2 separate regions of the Homo sapiens genome follow, and region 1 is linked to region 2. A link is a loop called in an ENCODE intact Hi-C map of the cell type or tissue named here. Cell type or tissue: Caco-2. All regions are shown on one strand.

Region 1 (4,000 bases), 110 kb after region 2:
GAGAACATAGGGCCTGATCATCAGGCTGCTGGAGAGTTGAGTTTTGGATATTCCGATGGGTTGCAAAAAGGTACTGTGCTTTCCTGGGTTCTTTCAAATTGTAATCAGCCTTTTATGTGCCTGTCTGACCCTTGATGTTAGGATTGTTTGAACTGATACTTTTTGAACATTTTCTCAAGTTTACTGGATGTGGGGGGCAGCAAGTCAGGCTCACCTCATTGCCTTGTAGCCATCATTTACCCTTGATCTTAGCCAAAAGGCCGAGAAGTGATTTAGCCATCTTTTAATAATGAGCTCCTAAATATGACTCAGTTGCTGCATTCCGTGTTGTTCTGTGAGGTAGATGAGGTCTGACAGTGTATAATGAGCTCCTAAATATGACTCAGTCGATCTGTTCCGTGTTGTTCTGTGAGGTAGACTAGGTCTGACCGTGGTGAAGTGGCTTGTGCAATGTCTCTTAGATGGTGCTTTCCAGTTCTTGTTTAACGTGCGTTCCCCTCTACCGAGGAAGCTGGTTGCTGGAAAACACATGAAAATATATGCACCTTGCTGTTTTGTTGTCTTTTCTTTCTTTCTCTCTCTTCTCATGGCATGCTTTGAAACAGATTAGAGTTGTGTTTGGCTTCAAATTGCTGCAGTTGCCCATCAAAGTAGTGCCGTGGTGTAGGGTTAGCAGGGGTGCTGTTGCAGAGAAGTCAGTGAGTCTAGTGTTCAAATGCAATGTGACTGAGTGCCCCTGAAGCCAGGTGCTCACCTTCTTACAGGCAAGGGCTGTCTGTCAGCCTACACACATAGACTGCAGGTTTGAAAGTGCTATGTGAAGCTTTTGTTTAGCATTCTGACTTGGGCCATTGTGGTATTACCGGAAAAAAAAATCTGAAGGAAAAACATAAAAAAGCTTCGCATACACAAATCTATCATCCGACATCAGGGAGGTTGTGGGGAGTCAGGACCAAGCAGAGGTTCTTAGATATGGTAATTAGAAATCACCCCATTCTTTCGTTCATTCATTATAATGTACTACCCTGTCAGAATCAGCTAGGGAGCTTTTTTCAGGGTATGCTGGGTACTTCATCCCTGAGGGATGTATGTTTCTGCTGTCCTTCATTCTCCCAGGTGCCAGTTATTGCTGGTAATTAGAGGTGTTAGTGATTCTGCCTCTGTAATGGTATGGAAACAGGAAAAAGGCTTAGAAAGTGCTAAGCAAGATTTTTTTTGAGATGGAGTCTTGCTCTGTCACCCAGGCTGGAGTGCAGTGGCGCCATCTCAGCTCACTGCAAGCTCCACCTCCTGGCTTCACGCCATTCTTCTGCGTCAGCCTCCCAAGTAGCTGAGACTACAGGCGCCCGCCACCACACCCGGATAATTTTTTGTATTTTTAGTAGAAATGGGGTTTCACCTTGTTAGCCAGGGTGGTCTCGGTCTCCTGACCTCATGATCTGCCCGCCTCGACCTCCCAAAGTGCTGGGATTACAGGCGTGAGCCACCACACCTGGCCTAACAAGATTATTTTTAAGGGCCCTTCCAGCCCTGCAACTTGTATTTAGAGAACAGAATTGTTCTTTGATCCCCTAGGGCTTTATTGACAGAGTGAGATAATTGATTAAAAGAATAGTAGTATCTTTTGAGCAAGATTTTGGGGTTGTCAAGATGGTACATGGAGGCATATTGCTTCTTGACTGCTGAGTGGGGTAGTGCTCTGATTTTATTGTTCATGGCAAGAACAATGATTTGGCTCTTGGTTGAATTTCTAAAACATTAAAATTAGTCTTTCCTAGTTCCTTTGTTATGTGGAAACATTAAAAACAGAAAAATCTGATGGTGACATTCCAGTTTTATTAGCATTATTACTTATCTTCAGACTGTCCTTTGTCAGACCCTCGGGCAGGGTTTTGGGCTCATTCAGGGAACTTTCAAAGTTATTTGTATAGGAAACATTACATAGCTTTGTCATTATTTAAATACTGTGTAACAAAGCATAGCATTGATAACAGAAGAGAGAAGCATGTAAAATATTTCACAGGGATAAGCATGGAGATGAGTGGGTTCACTTTGAGCAAGATAATGACTAAGGCAGGGAAGGAGAGTGACCTCTGCTTGAAGGCATTTTTGCCCAGTTGTGCTTCACTGGATATTACCACAGTATGGCTTTCAGTTTGAGGATTTAGTTCTACTTGGGAAATATTACATGTCTTCCGTGTACGGGGCTGTGATTGGAAGGAAGTTTTCATCCTTTGATTATTTCTGAAGCTATTAAACTATAGCAATAGTTGGTTAACCATAAGAATTTTATTAATAATTAGTTATGATTTTAAAATGAACTTGATATTTATAGAATTTGAAAAGAAATTGAGACACTGTCTTCCATCTAAAAGAAGAAAAGTAGAACTAATTAAATCATTTGGCTAAGATAGGAATAGCTGCACCTGGGAAATACTTGTAGAAAATAATAGGCCAGTAAGCCTACCTAGGAGGAGAGGAATGAGGAGATTGAATTGGTATGATTCAGATCCTAGGAGTAAACTGAGGATCAGAGTAGGAGTAGAGCCATCTTGCCTTACTTTTTCCTCCTTTCTGCAGATAAGGATAGCTAAATTTTCTGTGAGCATATGGTTGAACTTTAGATTGAGGAGCTTTAACTTTACCAATTTTTCAGAAAAATGAATCTGCATATATAAATATCTCCATATCCTACCTTTTTGTTGGCAGGCATATTCATATTACATGTATGTGTGTGTGTGTATGTATGTGTGTGATGAGGAAGGCTGACCCTCTTGTTTGGAAGGGACATACCCCCACACCCACACCCACACCCACACCCACACCCACACCCCTTTTCTGGGTATATTTGTGATGTAAGCCAGGAATTAAGAACTGGTAAGAAGTGGCCATAAATATACATTGGGTGATAGTCATTTAGTTATGCTAAAATTTTGTCTTCCCATTTCGGTTGGAACAATTTCATTAGCAGTGCCTTAAGCAACAGGATATATGATTGAATTTTCTTTTAGTGAATTGCATAGTTATATTGGATCCAATTAAGTTTTGCATATGTTATCAGTAGCATTAAATGAAACCAAGTGTGGTGTTAAGTAAAATTAGTTAAGTTACTTTAGTAAGAAGTAACTTGTACTAAGTATATATTGAGCTAGTAAGTACAGCAAATAGAGGTCTTCAAAAGTATAGTTTATATGTAAAACATGGAATGATTATTCAAATTTATTGTTAATATCCTCATTAAATTTCCTCATTAAAATGCCTTTACAATTTAGTATTTGTATAGGATATTATGAGATTGTTGTTTTAAAATTTCTTAGCAAGTCCATAGTAAAAATAACTATGGAACTAGAAATGAGTATTTCTGTTCTTTAAGGGTGAAAATTTTTTGCTGTAATCAAGATTTTGAAAGTCACATAATTATGAAATAAATAAAACTTTTTTTAAGGCTGATAATCTTTTGCTTATTAAAGTCTGTTTGAAAATTACGGTGTTCTTAGTAAGATTTGGTGGAAATATAAATGTTGGTGTAATAATTTTGTGTTCTGTTCTGCTTGTCAATAAAAATATTTTAAAATTTAGAAAGAGAGCAACCCAGATTTTCTTAAAAACAAAAGCCAAAATCAACCAACCACAAAACGAAAAACATACAACCAAAACAACCCTAGAGTGCTGGGGTGCTATGAGAGCTGGCACAGAGGGTCTCTAGGCTGTGACTAGCTGTCTTGTTGCTGAGCAGTTTACCTGCCTTGGGCCTTTGTTCCCTAATTTGTAAAATGTGGTTGGCATGATGAGTTGTGACATTGAAATTGGTAATTTATAGGCATATTTTTTTTCTGTTCATTGTCTAAGGAATATGACTCTGTGATTGGCTTTCTAATCTCTACTCAGTTCATCTAAGTGGAGTTTGGTGTTGAATTTCTTTTATGTGACATTATTTAGGAATAGATGTCCTTAGGCTACTAGCTGAAAAATTATAAACCTAAAATTTTTACTTATGTTT
Region 2 (4,000 bases):
ATAAATATATAAAATTGAAACAAAAGTTTCACAAAACTTTATCAACTATGCTGTACTCTATTTTCTTTTTCTTTTTTTTGCAGGGGGATGGAGTCTTTCTCTGTCACCCAGGCTGGAGTGCAGTGGTGTGATCTCGGCTCACTGCAACCTTCACCTCCTGGGTTCAAGCTATTCCCCTGCCTCAGTCTCCTGAGTAGCTGGGACTACAGGTGTGTGCCACCGCACCAGGCTAATTTTTGTGCTTTTAGTAGAGATGGGGTTTCACCATGTTGGCCAGGCTGGTCACTAACTCCTGACCTCAGGTGATCCGCCCACCTCAGCCTCCCAAAGTGCTGGGATTACAGGCAATAGCCACTGTGCTTGGCAAAGTAAATATTTTAAAATATATGAAAATATATTGTATAGGTTGAGTATTCCTTATCTGAAATACATGAATTTTATATTTTTTTCAGATTTGGGAATATTGCATTTTACTATACATTACAGATGCTATAGTTACAACTGAGCATCTGTAATCTGAGAATTTGAAATCTGAAATGAGCATTTACTTTGAGTGTCATGTTTGCCCTCGAAACTTTCAGATTTTGGAGTATTTCAGATTTTTGGTTTGAGATGCTCAACTTATGTATGATAATCGTACAAAAAGCTATAATTTCAAGTATTGATTTGCTGTTTACTGGGAAGGAATGGGAAAATTTTTGAAATTAGAAATGTCAGACTTAGGACAGTTGGCCCCCTTTAGTGGGGGTCTCGGTGTGGGACATTTTAGTGGAGTTCATAGTCCTGCTTCCATTTTTAGCATTGTACATTTAGAAATATGAACTTTTTCAGTCGACCGAGAGTGTCAGGCATTGGAAGACTAATGTCTTCAGTGTGGTTCCCTAATTAAACTGGCAAGAAGAACTAGAATCTGGATCTGAAATGCTTGTGTCTGCTCATTAGGGCTCTTTCTAGAAAGTCTCGGTCCCTGGGAAAGCACATAAATGATCACATAGTTTTTGGTGACAGGTAGGCAGGCCCCAGCTGATGGGTAGTGCTGAACAGGATTTTTTTTTTTTTTAACCTGCTGGGCTTCCCTGACCCTTGAGCATTCACCTCTGCTTATCAGAACATTCTTCTCTGCCAGTACGTTTTCTCTTGTTGAATAAGGTTAAAGAAGCGATAAATTCCTTCATTTGGCTCCCTTTTTACCTCCATCTTTGCATTTGTTTTTTGTACCAGATGTTTGTTTAAATTCCAGTCCTCAGGACAGGCTTTGTCTGATCATTAGTATATTGTTGATTCTGTTCTGTTCTGAGAGTCCATCAGATACTTTGAATGGTCACAGGCATCCCTTTGAGTGGGTGAACTGAAGTGTTTTTTTTGCAGGTAGTTTATCTCATTTTGTTTTTTATCTATTTAACTTTCTTTTTTGCTTTTTTTTTATTCTTTTTTGAGATGGAGTCTCGCTGTGTCGCCCAGGCTGGAGTGCAGTGGCACGATCTCGGCTCACTGCAAGCTCCGCCTCCTGGGTTCACGCCATTCTCCTGCCTCAGCCTCCCGAGTAGCTGGGACTACAGGCACCCCTCACCTCACGCCCGGCTAATTTTTTTGTGTTTTTAGTGGAGACAGGGTTTCACCACGTTCGGCAGGATGGTCTCGAACTCCTGACCTTGTGATCCGCCTGCCTCAGCCTCCCAAAGTGTTGGGATTACAGGCGTGAGCCACCATGCACGGCCCCCTTTTTTTTTGAGACGGTGTCTTGATCTGTCACCTAGGATGCAGTGCAATGGCATGATCTCGGCTCACTGCAACCTCTGCCTCCCAGGTTCAAGCGATTCTTCTGCCTCAGTCTCCCGAGTAGCTGGGACTACAGGCACCTGCCACCATGCCTGGCTAATTTTTGTGTTTTTAGTACAGATGGGGTTTTGCCGTTTTTAGTAGAGATGGGGTTTTGCCATGTTGTCCAGGCTGGTCTTGAAGTCCTGACCTCAGGTGATGTCCGCTTCAGCCTTCCAAAGTGCTGGGATTACAGGCGTGATCTTCTGTGCTTGGCCATCTGGCCATCTATTTAACTTTCAAAAAGGAATCCTTCCCTAAAATTTGGGCACATAAAGTGATACCTCTCAGTCTATAATATTCAGGCAGCTTTCATTAGCAGGAAGAATCTGGCCCTGAGATAGGTAAAATCATTTTCCTTTTTTTTTTGATAATTTTATTTATTTTTCTAAGTTTGTATTATATATACACACATAATATTTCTTTTAGTATTTTCAAATAGGCAATACAAGGTATGTAACAAGATATAAAATTCAGAAGGTATTAAAGGGTAAAATGTGTACATGGTTCTCACTTTTAGCCTTTAGACAGCTAGTTCCCTTCTGTCTAAAATTCCCTTTTAGGGAATATGAACTTTTTCAGTCGACCGAGAGTGTCAGGCATTGGAAGACTAATGTCTTCAGTGTGGTTCCCTAATTAAACTGGCAAGAAGAACTAGAATCTGGATCTGAAATGCTTGTGTCTTCTCATTAGGGCTCTTTCTAGAAAATCTCGGTCCCTGGGAAAGCACATAAATGATCACATAGTTTTTGGTGACAGATAGGCAGGCCCCAGCTGATGGGTAGTGCTGAACAGGATTTTTTTTTTTTTTTTAACCTGCTGGGCTTCCCTTTTAGGGAATTTTAGAGATATTCTATATAAATTTATGTGTGTGTTTACATTTTTTTACACAAATGGTTGTCTTCATGCTCCCTCACTCCTCAGTAACTCAATGTGTATTTCCTACATTTTTCTCCATAACTGCAGTATATCCATCAAAATCAGGAAATTAACACTGATACATTACTATCATCTAATTTTTAGATTCTTCATATTTCACTATTTGTTATAGTAATTAATGTTCTTCATAGCAAAAGTATCCAGTCCAGAATTGTGCAATATGTATTCTTGTTGTAGGTCTTTTAAGCATCCTTCAATCTCAAATATGGATTTGAGAAGGATTTTCATGATCTTGATTTTTTTTTCCTTGATCTTCATGGTCTTGATTTTCATGATCTTGACACTTTTTGTTTTTCTTTCTTTTTTTTTTAAAGAGGGAGTTTCACTCTGTTGCCCAGGCTGGAGTGCAGTGATGCAATCTCTGCTCACTGCAACCTCCACCTCCCGGGTTCAAGTGATTCTCCTGCCTCAGCCTCCCGAGTAACTGGGACTACAGGTGCCCATCACCATGCCCGGGTAATTTTTGTATTTTTAGTAGAGGCGGGGTTTCACCATGTTGGCCAGGCTGGTCTCGAACTCCTGACCTCAAATGATCCACCCACCTCAGCCTCCCAAAGTGCTGGGATTACAAGCGTGAGCCACTACACCTGGCCTGGAGTTTGTTCATTTTAAAAAAGGAAATTTTCATCAATACTCTTAAGTGAAGCTGGTTTGCAGTTTTCTTGGGTCGTTTTTAAGTTTTGTTACTCATTTTAGGCTTCTTAAGAAAGGATTTCTAAGCTTGCTGTTTTTTTTTTCCATGCAATCTGGAACATCTTAAATAACATGTCATACATTTCTTAAAAATTGATCAGAATTGTTTATCTAGTGGAGAGAAGATTTGTTCCTTATTTAGTGGGCTTTGGTGTGATCTTTTTCCTTTTTTTCTTCTCTTCTCTTTTCTTTTTTGGCAGCTGGAGAGCCTAGCAAAGAGGTCAGTTATATTTGGGATCTGGGTCCGGGATACAAAACTTGGAGTCAGTTCATTGCACCTATTTGCTGTTTGACCTTAGAAAATTTATTTCCATTTCTAAGTCTTGGTTTCATCATTTCTCAAATGGGAATAATCACAGCCTGCTAACTAACATCACAGAGAACTTTTAAGAATGAAAATGAAGTAACATATGTTAAAGCACAGTAAAGAACCAAGCAAATGCAAGACTTTTTTTTATAAGAAGGTTCTTTTTAATAAGACGTCAGTACTCAAAGAGTTGTCAATGAGGATAGATCTCAATATCATGCTACTGAAGGAGTTTGTGTAGAT

The links. Hi-C counts contacts between places; a loop is a spot of excess contacts. Peaks named below come from ENCODE experiments on the same cell type or tissue, not always from the same donor. Only the 100,000 strongest peaks of a DNase experiment are listed, where the experiment ranks them.
Region 1: it touches region 2 in a loop (3-fold over the local background); 1 of 110 quality-filtered maps calls a loop at or near these places.

What each region holds. Positions count from the first base shown.
Region 1 is chr9:6,876,002-6,880,001 of GRCh38, forward strand. All of the region lies in intron 5 of KDM4C (lysine demethylase 4C), which reads left to right. Among named protein-coding and RNA genes, the nearest start is that of KDM4C, 120 kb to the left of the region's middle. In Caco-2, no CTCF peak of the experiment used is centred here; a DNase peak (open chromatin) is centred at 1,900.
Region 2 is chr9:6,765,723-6,769,722 of GRCh38, forward strand. All of the region lies in intron 1 of KDM4C (lysine demethylase 4C), which reads left to right. Among named protein-coding and RNA genes, the nearest start is that of KDM4C, 9.8 kb to the left of the region's middle. RefSeq lists enhancers at 1,069-1,714, 1,715-2,358. In Caco-2, no CTCF peak of the experiment used is centred here; no DNase peak of the experiment used is centred here.